Regions from separate parts of the Homo sapiens genome. Here all the other regions are linked to region 2. The links are chromatin contacts, found by Hi-C or POLR2A ChIA-PET in ENCODE. All regions are on one chromosome and are shown on one strand. The core of a region is the stretch at or near the end of the contact, and the rest is flanking DNA. Distances in the headings are between cores, read along the strand shown. Region 1 holds the start of DNM2 (dynamin 2). Region 2 holds the start of SPC24 (SPC24 component of NDC80 kinetochore complex). Region 3 holds the start of ELOF1 (elongation factor 1). Region 4 holds the start of QTRT1 (queuine tRNA-ribosyltransferase catalytic subunit 1).

Evidence for each region. Hi-C counts contacts between places; a loop is a spot of excess contacts on that map. ChIA-PET counts read pairs that join two places held with the same protein, here RNA polymerase II (POLR2A). Pooled maps may share reads with other maps.
Region 1: a map of naive thymus-derived CD4-positive, alpha-beta T cell shows a loop between it and region 2 (18-fold over the local background). The contact joins the promoter of DNM2 here to the promoter of SPC24 in region 2. A Hi-C loop is called at or near these places in 1 of 168 maps with a recorded cell type or tissue (naive thymus-derived CD4-positive, alpha-beta T cell), 3 of 37 single-sample maps with no recorded cell type and 8 of 50 pooled maps.
Region 3: a loop to region 2 is called in a pooled map, with 8 times the contacts of the local background. The contact joins the promoter of ELOF1 here to the promoter of SPC24 in region 2. A Hi-C loop is called at or near these places in 5 of 50 pooled maps. POLR2A ChIA-PET finds 5 or more read pairs at or near these places in 6 of 52 experiments (B cell, BJ, HCT116 and 3 more).
Region 4: a loop to region 2 is called in a pooled map, with 4 times the contacts of the local background. The contact joins the promoter of QTRT1 here to the promoter of SPC24 in region 2. A Hi-C loop is called at or near these places in 1 of 168 maps with a recorded cell type or tissue (naive thymus-derived CD4-positive, alpha-beta T cell), 2 of 37 single-sample maps with no recorded cell type and 8 of 50 pooled maps. POLR2A ChIA-PET finds 5 or more read pairs at or near these places in 2 of 52 experiments (T-cell and naive thymus-derived CD8-positive, alpha-beta T cell).

What each region holds. Positions count from the first base shown.
Region 1 is chr19:10,716,799-10,719,550 of GRCh38, forward strand. It overlaps DNM2 (dynamin 2), which reads left to right and starts at 1,281. Exons shown (of 21, transcript NM_001005361.3): 1 at 1,281-1,605. The coding sequence starts at 1,445. MIR638 (microRNA 638) reads left to right here and starts at 1,606; the gene lies at 1,606-1,705. RefSeq lists enhancers at 360-549, 740-859, 2,300-2,439 and a silencer at 1,140-1,809.
Region 2 is chr19:11,154,432-11,157,159 of GRCh38, forward strand. It overlaps SPC24 (SPC24 component of NDC80 kinetochore complex), which reads right to left and starts at 1,351. Exons shown (of 5, transcript NM_182513.4): 1 at 1,186-1,351. The coding sequence starts at 1,345. RefSeq lists a silencer at 1,308-1,467.
Region 3 is chr19:11,557,783-11,560,482 of GRCh38, forward strand. ELOF1 (elongation factor 1) reads right to left here and starts at 1,448. Exons shown (of 4, transcript NM_032377.4): 1 at 1,409-1,448.
Region 4 is chr19:10,700,013-10,702,712 of GRCh38, forward strand. QTRT1 (queuine tRNA-ribosyltransferase catalytic subunit 1) reads left to right here and starts at 1,427. Exons shown (of 10, transcript NM_031209.3): 1 at 1,427-1,691; 2 at 1,938-2,006; 3 at 2,104-2,242. The coding sequence starts at 1,449. RefSeq lists enhancers at 1,144-1,892, 1,371-1,460, 2,221-2,410 and a silencer at 1,681-1,740.

The sequences.
Region 1 (2,752 bases), core at 31-2,530, 440 kb before region 2:
GATCGTTTGAGCCCAGGTGCTTGTTGAATTGAGCTATGAGTGCACTACTGCACCCCAGCCTGGGCAACAGAGTAAGGACCCAGTTTCTAAGAAAAGAAGATTCATTAGCTAGACGCGGTGGCTCACACCTGTAATTCCAACACTTTGGGAGGCCAAGACGGGCGGATCACTTGAGGCCAGGCGTTCGAGACCAGCCTGGCCAATATGGTGAAACCCCGTCTACTAAAAATACAAAATTAGCTGGGCGTGGTGGCTCACACTTGTAATCCCAGCTATTCGGGAGGCTGAGGCAGGAGAATTGGTTGAACCGGGGAGGCGGAGGTTGCAGTGAGCCAAGATCGCGCTACTGCACTCCAGCCTGGGTGACAGAGTGAGTACCCCGCCTCAAAAAAAAGAAAAGAAAAAAGATTCATGATCTGCTAAAGTTGAAGAAGTGGGGGAAAACATTGGAGTGTTAGCGGCGTCAAGATCGGGCGTGAGCAGAAAGGGCACAGCATTTGCAAAGGCGTGGAGGAGTGATTTTATTGCGTTCTATCCCTAGGAAGCAATGACTTGGCCTCTACCATTTGCAGAGCGCATTGGGACCCTGCTCCCAGAGCTGGTTTGCAGTCTGGGAACTGAGATGCGCTCTGGGACTTGTAGTTTTCCCCAGTGCCAGGAAACTCAAAAATCGAGACATCGGATCCCACCACGAGGTGTCGCCCTTGAGCGAGTACGGTGGGATCTATCCTATACTTCAGAAGGCTGTTGCAGACATCCAACAATCACAAGGAAGAACGGGAGTTTTTCTGATTGACAGATATGGTTCTCAATGATAGTCAAGATTCGGATGTTAAAGCCCGCCCTCTTTTGCCTGGTTGGCTGGAGCAACGAAGTGATATTTATATGAACCAATGGGAAATTCTTAGGGAACGAGGTAGTAGCTCAATCCCCAACACCATTGGTCCACATTGTCTACTGGCACGTCTGCCTGCCAATAAGATGGTGGAACTTCGCCAATGGGCAGAGCCAACGTGCCTTTTTCGGAAACACCCCCTTCCTCTCTTGACAACTTGCTTTCTGCCGCTATTGGCTGTTGCACAACAGTGACGGTTCTTTTGTCCAATAAGTCAGCAAGACGGTCCCCAGGGGGAAGGTTTACTCAACCATAGGCCCGTGCCTAGTTTTTATTGGCTAGTGTATCCGAGTGGCGGTGCAGCAGGCCAGTCGCGTGCGGCGCGAGTGCTTTGGGCGCAGCCCCCGGGGCCGGGGCGGGAGGTCGCTCGGGTCGGGTGTCGCCTGAGAACCGGATGAGGCGGCGACCGTGAGGCCGAGCCGGGAGCGGGCGTCTTGCCGAGGCCCGGGCGGGCGGGGAGCAACGGCTACAGACGCCGCGGGGCCAGGTCGTTGAGGGTCGGCGGCGGGCGAGGAGCGCAGGGCGCTCGGGCCGGGGGCCGCCGGCGCCATGGGCAACCGCGGGATGGAAGAGCTGATCCCGCTGGTCAACAAACTGCAGGACGCCTTCAGCTCCATCGGCCAGAGCTGCCACCTGGACCTGCCGCAGATCGCTGTAGTGGGCGGCCAGAGCGCCGGCAAGAGCTCGGTGCTGGAGAACTTCGTGGGCCGGTGAGCGGGCGCGGCAGGGATCGCGGGCGGGTGGCGGCCTAGGGCGCGGAGGGCGGACCGGGAATGGCGCGCCGTGCGCCGCCGGCGTAACTGCGGCGCTTGCGTGCCCGCGGCGGGGAACCGGACGGGGTCGGGGAGGCGGGCCCTGTGGGACGCCCTGGGCAGAGGACTCCCTGCAGGGGCTCCGGAGCAGGCCCGGGCCCCAGGGGCGGTGTCACGGGCCAGGGCGCCGTAGGACAGGAGGTGCGCTGGAACCCTGCGGTCCATCTGGTCCCAGCTTTCGTGGGTGAAGTCTGCCATCTGGTTGGCCGTGGGTCTGGGGTAGATCCCTCTTCTGCTCTTTCGGGCTGTCCATCAGAGGTGAAACCGGCCATCTAGATATCTATTGGGGCGACCGCTGCGGTCTGGCTGGCTTGTTCTTGTATCTGGAGCTGCCCCCGCCGTCTGGTTGGCTGTCTCTCTGTCCTGGGCAAGCCTCCCTGCCACCACCATTTGGTTGTCCATCTGTCCAGTCCCACCTGGCAGCCCCCTGCTGTCTGGCTAGCTGTCCAGGGTGACCTCTGCTGTCTGGCCGCCCATCCGTGCCCCTCACAGACTTTAACACTGAGCAGTCCCTCTGTTGGGTGACACCAGCTGGCCTCTACTGTCTGACTGGCTAGCTGACTCCTAGGGGACCCTGTTTGATTCTCTCTGGCTGACTCTTACAGCTTGATTCCTGGCTAGCGCTGGCTCCTCTCTTCCGTGTGAATTCTTCTGTCTGTCTGGCCATCTCCTAGTCTGCCCATGACTACCCCTGAGTGTCTGGCACAACGGCTCTGGAAAGGGGTGGTAGGAGGGTAGAGGGGAGAACAGAGCTGAAGGAGGAGGTTTGGACCCTACTTCCCCTCTCAGCTGGAAGGAGGACTCTGGGGGTACCTTACTTCAGGATTCCTTTCCGAGTGCTAGAACACAGGGGCCCGCCTCCCAGCTACAGCCTACAAATTGGGGGCCCTCCTTTGGAGCCTGGGAAGGGGCTTCTTGCGTGATCAGGCCTCAGTGGCTAGCGCTGGGATGTAGCCTTCTCTGGACAGCCTTGAGAAGCCGCGGTGTGCCCATCTGTCCAGTGGGCAAACTCCACTCTCTGGGGCTGTTTCCAGGATTCAGGAAG
Region 2 (2,728 bases), core at 101-2,600:
GGGAGGCTGAGGTGGGAGGATCACTTAAGTCTGGGAGGCAGAGGTTGCAGTGAGCCAAGATCACACCACTGCATTCAAGCCAGGGTAATGGAGCGAGGCTCTGTCTCACAGTAAGTACACAAAATGAAAGGAAATTCTGATACAGGCTATGACATGGATGAACCTGGAGGACATTATGCTCCATGAAATAAGCCAGACACAAAAGGGTAGATATTGTATGATTCCACTAGGAAGGGTAGATATTGTACAATTCCTCGTAAGGTTCCTAGAGGAGTCAAATTTGAGACAGAAAGTAGAACCCTGGTGGGTGCCAGGGTCTGAGAAGGGGATGGGGAGTGAGTGTTTCATGGGGACAGAGCTTCAGTTTGGAAAGATGAGAAAGTTCTGGAGATGGATGATGGTGCTGATGGTTGCACAGCAGTGTGAATGTGCTTAAGGCCACTGAACTGTGCAGTTACAGATAGTGAAGATGGGCCGGACACAGTGGCTCACGTCTGCAGTCCCAGTACTTTGGGAGGCTGAGGCAGGCAGATTACCTGAGGTCAGGAGTTTGAGACCAGCCTGGCCAACGTGGTGACCCCCCGTCTCTACCAAAAATACAAAAATTAGCCGAGTGCGGTGGCAAGCGCCTGTAATCCCAGCTACTCAGGAGGCTGAGGCAGGAGAATAGCTTGAACCCGGGAGGTGGAGGTTGCGGTGAGCCCAGGGCCTGGCAGCAGCAGATGCTCCATAAAACATCTGAATGCCTTCAGGAAGAAGGGATGGGCTATTGTCACAACCATTTGACAAGGAAGGAAGCTGAGGCACAGAGAATTTAAGAAACTCACCTCAAGTCTCACAGCGGACATGGGGATGGGTGCTAGGATTCAAACCCGGAGCTTTGACTCCTGAGCCCCAGTTCAAACCCTGAGACCCCCAGCTCCTGCTCACGGAGAGCTCAGAAGGGGCCAACCCCTCCAGACTCCTATATTTACCACTAAACCCCTGGGGGGTGGGGGATGGTTGCTGTCATAAAGCCGATTTCTCAGATGGTGAAACTAAGGCTCAGAGGGGGCCGTCCCAGGGGGCATAGGGCAGGAGATGGGAGAGTCCAGGAGAGAAGGGGTTTTGAGGTGGGCCTGGTCGCCCCCTCCCAGCACCCGGGCCCCTTCCCCCGTGGGCCCGCGACCACGCTCCGACCCTCACCTCGCAGCTGCTTCTCGGCACCGTCTTGCGTTTCCAGCAGCCGCTCCACCACCTGCTCGTGGCGCCCCAGCAGCCGTCGCTGCTGCGCCTCCGCGCGGTTGGCGCCCAGCAGGCTGAGCAGCCCCTGGCTCACCTCCTCTATGTCGCGGAAGGCGGCCATGACTACGCCAGGCTCCAACCCGCGCAAATTTGACTGTCCGCGGGGCCCGCCCTCTTCCAGAAGAGGTTGCTTTCCATTGGATTTTTTGATACGTCAGTCATAAGCAATGGCCAATAGGCATGGGGAACAGGATCTTAGACTGGGCTAAGCCGCCTTTGGTCTGGCCTGGTGCGCCTGCGACCACTCCTCCGTCAGTCATCGGTGATGACCAATCGGCGCAGGAAGGGGGAGGCTCCGTTATCCTTCCCGATGCGCCTGCGCGGGAGAGAAAGCGGCTGTTTATTTCTCCATAGGTCGAGCGCTTGCTCTGTGCAGGGTGGGGTTCTAACGGCAAAGCAGCGAGCAGCTTCTCCTGGAACTTACATCCTACAGTGTGTGCGTGGGATACACAATAAGCATAGAGAATAAGTAGATTCTATGAGAGGCTGCATAGCAAAATGGCGTCTGCAGCCAGATTTACTGGGTTCGAATCCCAGCGTTGCCACTTACTAGCTGTGTTACCCTGGACAGACTTCACCTCTCTGTGCGGTACTTTCCTCCTTAGTAAAATGAGGGTCATACTAGTGCCTGTGTCAGCGTTGGCGTGAGAATTCTTCTTATTACTTTTTTTTTAGAGACAAGGTATTGCTCTGTCACCCAGGCTGAAGTGCAGTGCCACAATCATAGCTCATTGCAACTTCGACCTCCTGGCCTCCAGCAATCCTCCTGCCTCCGCCTCCCAAAGTGCTGGGATTACAGGCGTGAGCCACCGAGCCCAGCCTGGCGTGATAGTGTCTCCTATTCAGTAGGTGCTATATAGTTGTTTAATGAAACATACATAGAATCCTAGCATGTAGCTGGGTGCAGTGGCTCACGCCTGTAAGTCTGAGCTCTTTGGAAGGCTAAGACAGGAGGATCGCTTGAGCCCTGGAGTTTGAGACTAGCCTGTCTCAAAACAAAACAAAACAAAGAAAAGATCAGTGCTGACTCTAAGGTGCTGGTTCCATGCTAGACACTGGTATTTCTGCAAGAAACAAGATGTTAAGATGGCATCTTTTTTTCTTTCTCTCTCTTTTTTTTTAAGACAGAGTCTCACTCTGTTGCCCAGGCTGGAGTGCAAGGCATTCCAGCCTGCTTCCTGGGTTCAAGGCATTCTCCTGCATCAGCCTCCCGAGTAGCTGGGATTACAGGTGCCCGCCACCGCACCCAGCTGATTTTTTGTATTTTTAGTAGAAACGGGGTTTCATTATGTTGGCCAGGTTGGTCTTGAACTCCTGACCTCGTGATCTGCCTGCCTCAGGCTCCCAAAGTGCTGGGATTATAGGCGTGAGCCACCGCGCCTGGCGTGGCAACATTTTTATGTGTGCTACCACCTAAAGAACATCTCATTGCTTTCCTATGATT
Region 3 (2,700 bases), core at 198-2,697, 400 kb after region 2:
CTCGGGAGGCTGAGGCAGGAGAATCACTTGAACCTGGGAGGCGGAGGTTGCAGTGAGCCGAGGCACTCCAGCCTGGGCAACAGAGCAAAAAGCCCATGAGTTTAATTGTTGGATCCTCTCCTTTCTGGCTATACTCACCACATGAAGATTTCACCCAGTCTTAGGGCTTCATGCCTACTCTACACTGAGGCCACCTGCTTCTCCAGCCTTGAGTCTGAACTGCAGACTCTGATCTATCTGCCTCAGCCACACCTCCACCTGATGTCTAACTTCCACCTAAGATTAAACATATCATGTCCAAAACCAAGCCCCTGACATTGCAACCTGCTCTTCCAGTCTTCCTCATCTCAGCTAACAGCAATTCCATCTTTCCGGATAATCAAATCAGAAACCTTGGATTCATCCTCAATGTCTTTTTCCCTCACACATTCCTTATGCGATCCTCCCCCTGCCCCTCTACCTCTGAAATATAAATTAGCCGCGGCACCACGCCCAGCTAATTTTTGTATTTTTTGTAGAGACAGGGACCCACCATGTTGCCCAGCCTGGTCTGGAACTCCTGGGCTCAAGAGATACTCCCGCCTCGGCCTCCCAAAGTGCTGGCGTTACAAGCATGAGCCACCGTGCCCAGCAATAACCATTACTGAATAAATCACTCAATCAGTTTGCTTGTAACTCTATCACTTTGGGACGTCACGCCCGTAATCTCATCACTTTGGGAGGCCCAGGTGGGAAGATCGCTTGAAGCCAGGAGTTCCAGACCAGCCTGGGAAACAGAGTGAGACCCTTCATCTCTACAAAATTACAAAAATTAGCCTTGAGTCTGTAGTCCCAGCTACTCGGCAAGCTGAAGTGGGAAGCTTGCGCCCAGGAGGTCGAGGCTGCAATGAGCTATGATCGCGCCACTGCACTCCAGCCTCGGCGACACAGCAAGACTCACTCTCAAAAAAAAAAAAAAAAGTCCAAACAAAATCTACGGATGAGCCCCAGAAGCTCATTTTGCCCAGGGACTACAGTCTCCCCATCCCATGAATGGGGTCTGGCTTGCACAAGGAATGCAGAGGCCTCAGCCTGTCCTGTGACAACGTTAAGTCCAAGAGCGCCAAAAGGGGATGGCAGAGGAGTCATCCCCCGAATCTGCTGGTACCCAAGAGGTGGGGGGTTGGCTGTTCCTCCAGACTCACTAAAGCTTCGGCATCGCCTCCCGACGGCCGCCGGGAGGAGCCAGGCGTCCCGGTAGTCGCGCTTGGAAGGATGGGGTCGGGGGGAGTCAGTCTCCCCGACCGGCTTTCCCCCAAGCTCGAGGTCCCAGGAGCCTCCTCCAGGACCCCGTAAACGCACGGAGTAGAGGAACTTCCAGTCCTGCCCACCCCCAACGCCCACTCGCACGAGCCGCACCAGCACTCACCTTCTCCAGCTGCGAAAGCTCCGTTCACCCGGGAGATAGTGACTTCCGACTCCTGCCGGAAGCGGAAACCCCTCTCCTACTTTCAGGTCCCGGCCACCCCCATCCCGGACAGCCCAGCAAATAGGCCCTGCCTCCTTCGCCGCTCCTCTGAGCGCACGCGTACTCAAATAGCAGCGCTCCGACGGAGACGCAGTGCGCCTGCGCAAGAGCCGGTGCGTATTTGCCTGTACCTACGCGCGATGCCAGTACTTCTGGTCAGTTTCCAGGAGCGGCAAGTGAGGAATATGAAATAACCTTATGGCTGAATCAGGGTGAAGGGGAAGCTTGTAAGCATGGAAGACGCTCTACTCAAACTAAAAAGTTCAAGTTCTGATCCAGCAGATGAAGAGGGAGGCCTGAGAGGCTGCTGTTCTAACTCGCTCCCAGGTGACTTCCATGCTGCTGATCCGCAGACCACATTTTGAGTGCCCAGATTGTAGTAGATGAGGTTGAGTGGACAGGCTGGGGCCAGATTCCATGGAGCCTCGTGGGCCGTGTTAAGGATTTTTATTTTTTATTTTTGTTTTATTTTATTTTATTTTTTTGAGACGGAGTCTCACTTTGTCGCCCAGGCTGGAGTGCAGTGGCTCGATTTCGGCCCACTGCAACCTCCGCCTCCCAGGTTCAAGTGATTCTCCTACCTCAGCCTCCCGAGTAGCTGGGATTACAGGCGCCGGTCACCGCGCCCGGCTAATTTTTGTAGTTTTTTTTTTTTTTTTTTTTTTGAGTAGGGATGGGGTCTCACCATCTTGGCCAGGCTGGTCTTGAACTCCTGACCTCGTGATCCACCCGCCTCGGCCTCCCAAAGTGCTGGGATTACAGGCGCGATCCACCCGCCTCGGTCTCCCAAAGTGCTGGGATTACAGGCGTGAGCCACCGCGCCCGGCCAAGGACTTTTATTGGTTTTTATTTTTGGTTTTGTTTTTTTCTGAGACAGGGTTTCGCTCCGTCGCCCAGGCTGGAGTGCAGTGACGCCATATGGGCTCACTGCAACCTTAGCCTCCCGGGTTCAAGCGATCCTCCTGCCTCAGCCTCTTAAGTAGCTGTGATTACAGGTGCGCACTACCATGCCTGGCTAATTTTTGTATTTTTAGTAGAGATGGGGTTTCACCATGTTGGTCAGGCTGGTCTCGAACTCCTGACCTCAAGTGATCCATCCACCTCGGCCTCTCAAATTGTTGGGATTACAGGCATGAGCCACCACACCTGGCCTGAAAAAGATATTTCAAGATGGAGAGAGAGAGGGGTTAGCT
Region 4 (2,700 bases), core at 177-2,676, 450 kb before region 2:
TATTATCTTTTTTTTTAGGGTTTCGGTCTCACTCTGTTGCCCAGCCTGGTGTACAGTAGCCCAATCATAGCTCACTGCAGCCTCCAACTCTTCAGCTCAAGTGATCCTCCTGCCTCAGCTTCTTGAGTAGCTGAGACTACAGGGGCGTGCCACCACACCATGTTAATGTTTTTGTTTTGATTTTGTTTTTGTTTTTGTTTTTTAGATGAAGTCTCGCTTTGTCGCCCAGGCTGGAGTGCAGTGGCGCAATCGTGGCTCGACCTCCGCCTCCCGGGTTCAAGCGATTCTCCTGCCTCAGCCTCCCGAATAGCTGGGACTACAGGCACGCACCCCCACGCCCGGCTAATTTTTGTATTTTTTTAGTAGAGACGGGGTTTCACCATACTGGCCAGGCTGGTCTTGAACTCCTGACATCGTGATCCGCCCGCCTTGGCCTCCCAAAGTGCTGGGATTACAGGCGTGAGCCACCGTGCCTGGCTCACAACCTGTTAATTTTTTAATTTTTAAAACTTTTTTTTCTTTTTGACACAGAGTTTTGCTCCTGTTACCCAGGCTGGGGTGCAATGGCACGATCTCGGCTCACTGCAAACTCCGCCTCCCAGGTTCAAGCAATTATCCTGCCTCAGCCTTCGGAGTAGCTGGGATTACAGGCATGCACCACCATGCCTGGCTAATTTTGTATTTTTAGTAGAGACGGGGTTTCTCCACATTGGTCAGGCTGGTCTCGAACTCCCAACATCAGGTCATCCGCCCGCCTCAGCCTCTCAAAGCGCTGGGATTACAGGCGTGAGCCACCGCACCCAGCCACACCAGCTTAATTTTTTTTTTTTTTTTTTTTTTGAGATGGAGTCTCGCTCTGTCACCCAGGCTGGAGTGCAGTGGCACGATCTCGGCTCACTGCAAGCTCTGCCTCCCAGGTTCACGCCATTCTCCTGCCTCGGCCTCCGGAGTAGCTGGGACTACAGGTGCCTGCCACTGCGCCCGGCTAATTTTTTGTATTTTTAGTAGAGACGGGGTTTCACTGTGTTAGCCAGGATGGTCTCCATCCCATGACCTCGTGATCCTCCCTCCTCGGCCTCCCAAAGTGCTGGGATTACAGGCGTGAGCCACCACCCCCGGCCCTTTATTCAATCTTTACAAAGTCTTTATGCCGAGATGCTGTAATTCGCCACATTTTATCCAAGAGAAAATTATGGCTAAGAGAGTCTCTGATTGTAGCTCGAAAGTGCTAGGGATGGGATTCGTTCCCAGTTCAATTCTGATTCTTCGCTTTAGCGTGTTGTGGGTAGGAGTTAAATGGGCCCCCAGCCAGGACCAGGGGTTCAAATCCGTTGCCATGGTCCCCCGACGCTTTCCCGGGCTCCAGAACGGATCGCGTGGTCACGTGACAGCGGCCAACATGGCGCCGCCCACTGTGTGGTACGGCCCACGTGGTTCCGACAGTCAAGATGGCGGGAGCAGCTACCCAGGCTTCCCTGGAGTCGGCCCCACGGATCATGCGGCTGGTGGCCGAATGCAGCCGCTCCAGGGCCCGGGCAGGCGAGCTGTGGCTGCCGCATGGGACAGTGGCCACTCCTGTGTTCATGCCAGTGGGCACGCAGGCCACCATGAAGGGCATCACGACCGAACAGCTGGACGCTCTGGGTTGCCGCATCTGCCTGGGCAATACCTACCATCTGGGTCTAAGGCCGGTGGGTGGGCTCTGCCCGCGCGGGGAGGCGGCGAGGCGGCGAGGCGTGGGGAGCCATGGAGCGTCCTCCAGGCCCGGACACTCCTCCCAAAGTCAATCGACCAGCTGTATTGAGCGCCCCCAATGACCAGGCCTTGTACTGGGCGTGAAAGAGCAGCAGGGACTAAAGCTGGCCAGATCTGTCTCCCAAGAAGGGCCCCCAGGGACGCGGTCACCCCTAACCTGACACTTTCTTCCATCAACCCAGGGACCCGAGCTGATCCAGAAAGCCAACGGTCTCCACGGCTTCATGAATTGGCCTCATAATCTGCTAACGGTGAGCTGAGGAGAGAGCCGACGTTCTAGGGCCCTTCTCTGGAGTGAAGGGTCCCCATCTCCACCCCCTGACAGCTTTGCGGTGGGGTTTCCCTTAGGACAGCGGCGGTTTCCAGATGGTGTCGCTGGTGTCTCTGTCCGAGGTGACGGAGGAGGGCGTCCGCTTCCGCTCCCCCTACGACGGCAATGAGACCCTGCTGAGCCCGGAGAAATCCGTGCAGATCCAGAATGCGCTGGGTGAGAGGACCCTGGGGAGCCGCCTCCTTACCCTGTCTGTCAGGGGGTGAAGTTTACACGGGGCCTGTTTTTTAGCTGTTGTGTGGCTTTGAGCAGGTCACTCCTCGCTGAGCTTCAGTTGAACCAACTCAAAGCGGGGGTAAATAGTAGCAGGTCTTTGGTAGAATTGTTGACAAGTACATATGAGATGATGTCAGTAAATCTCCATCCCAGCCATGTAGTAGCTTAAGTATTATTATTGCAGTTTTTCTCTCATTAGCAAATTAAGACTGGACGTGGAAGCTCATGCCTGTAATCCCAGCAATTTGGGAAACTGAGGCGGGAAGATCACTTGAGGCCGGGAGTTGGAGACCAGCTTGGGCAATACAGGGAGACCCTGTCTCTACCAAAATAAAAAATAAAAAATAAAAAAAACAAATTAATTGGACAAATATCTGTTGAAATAATGGTGGCAACAA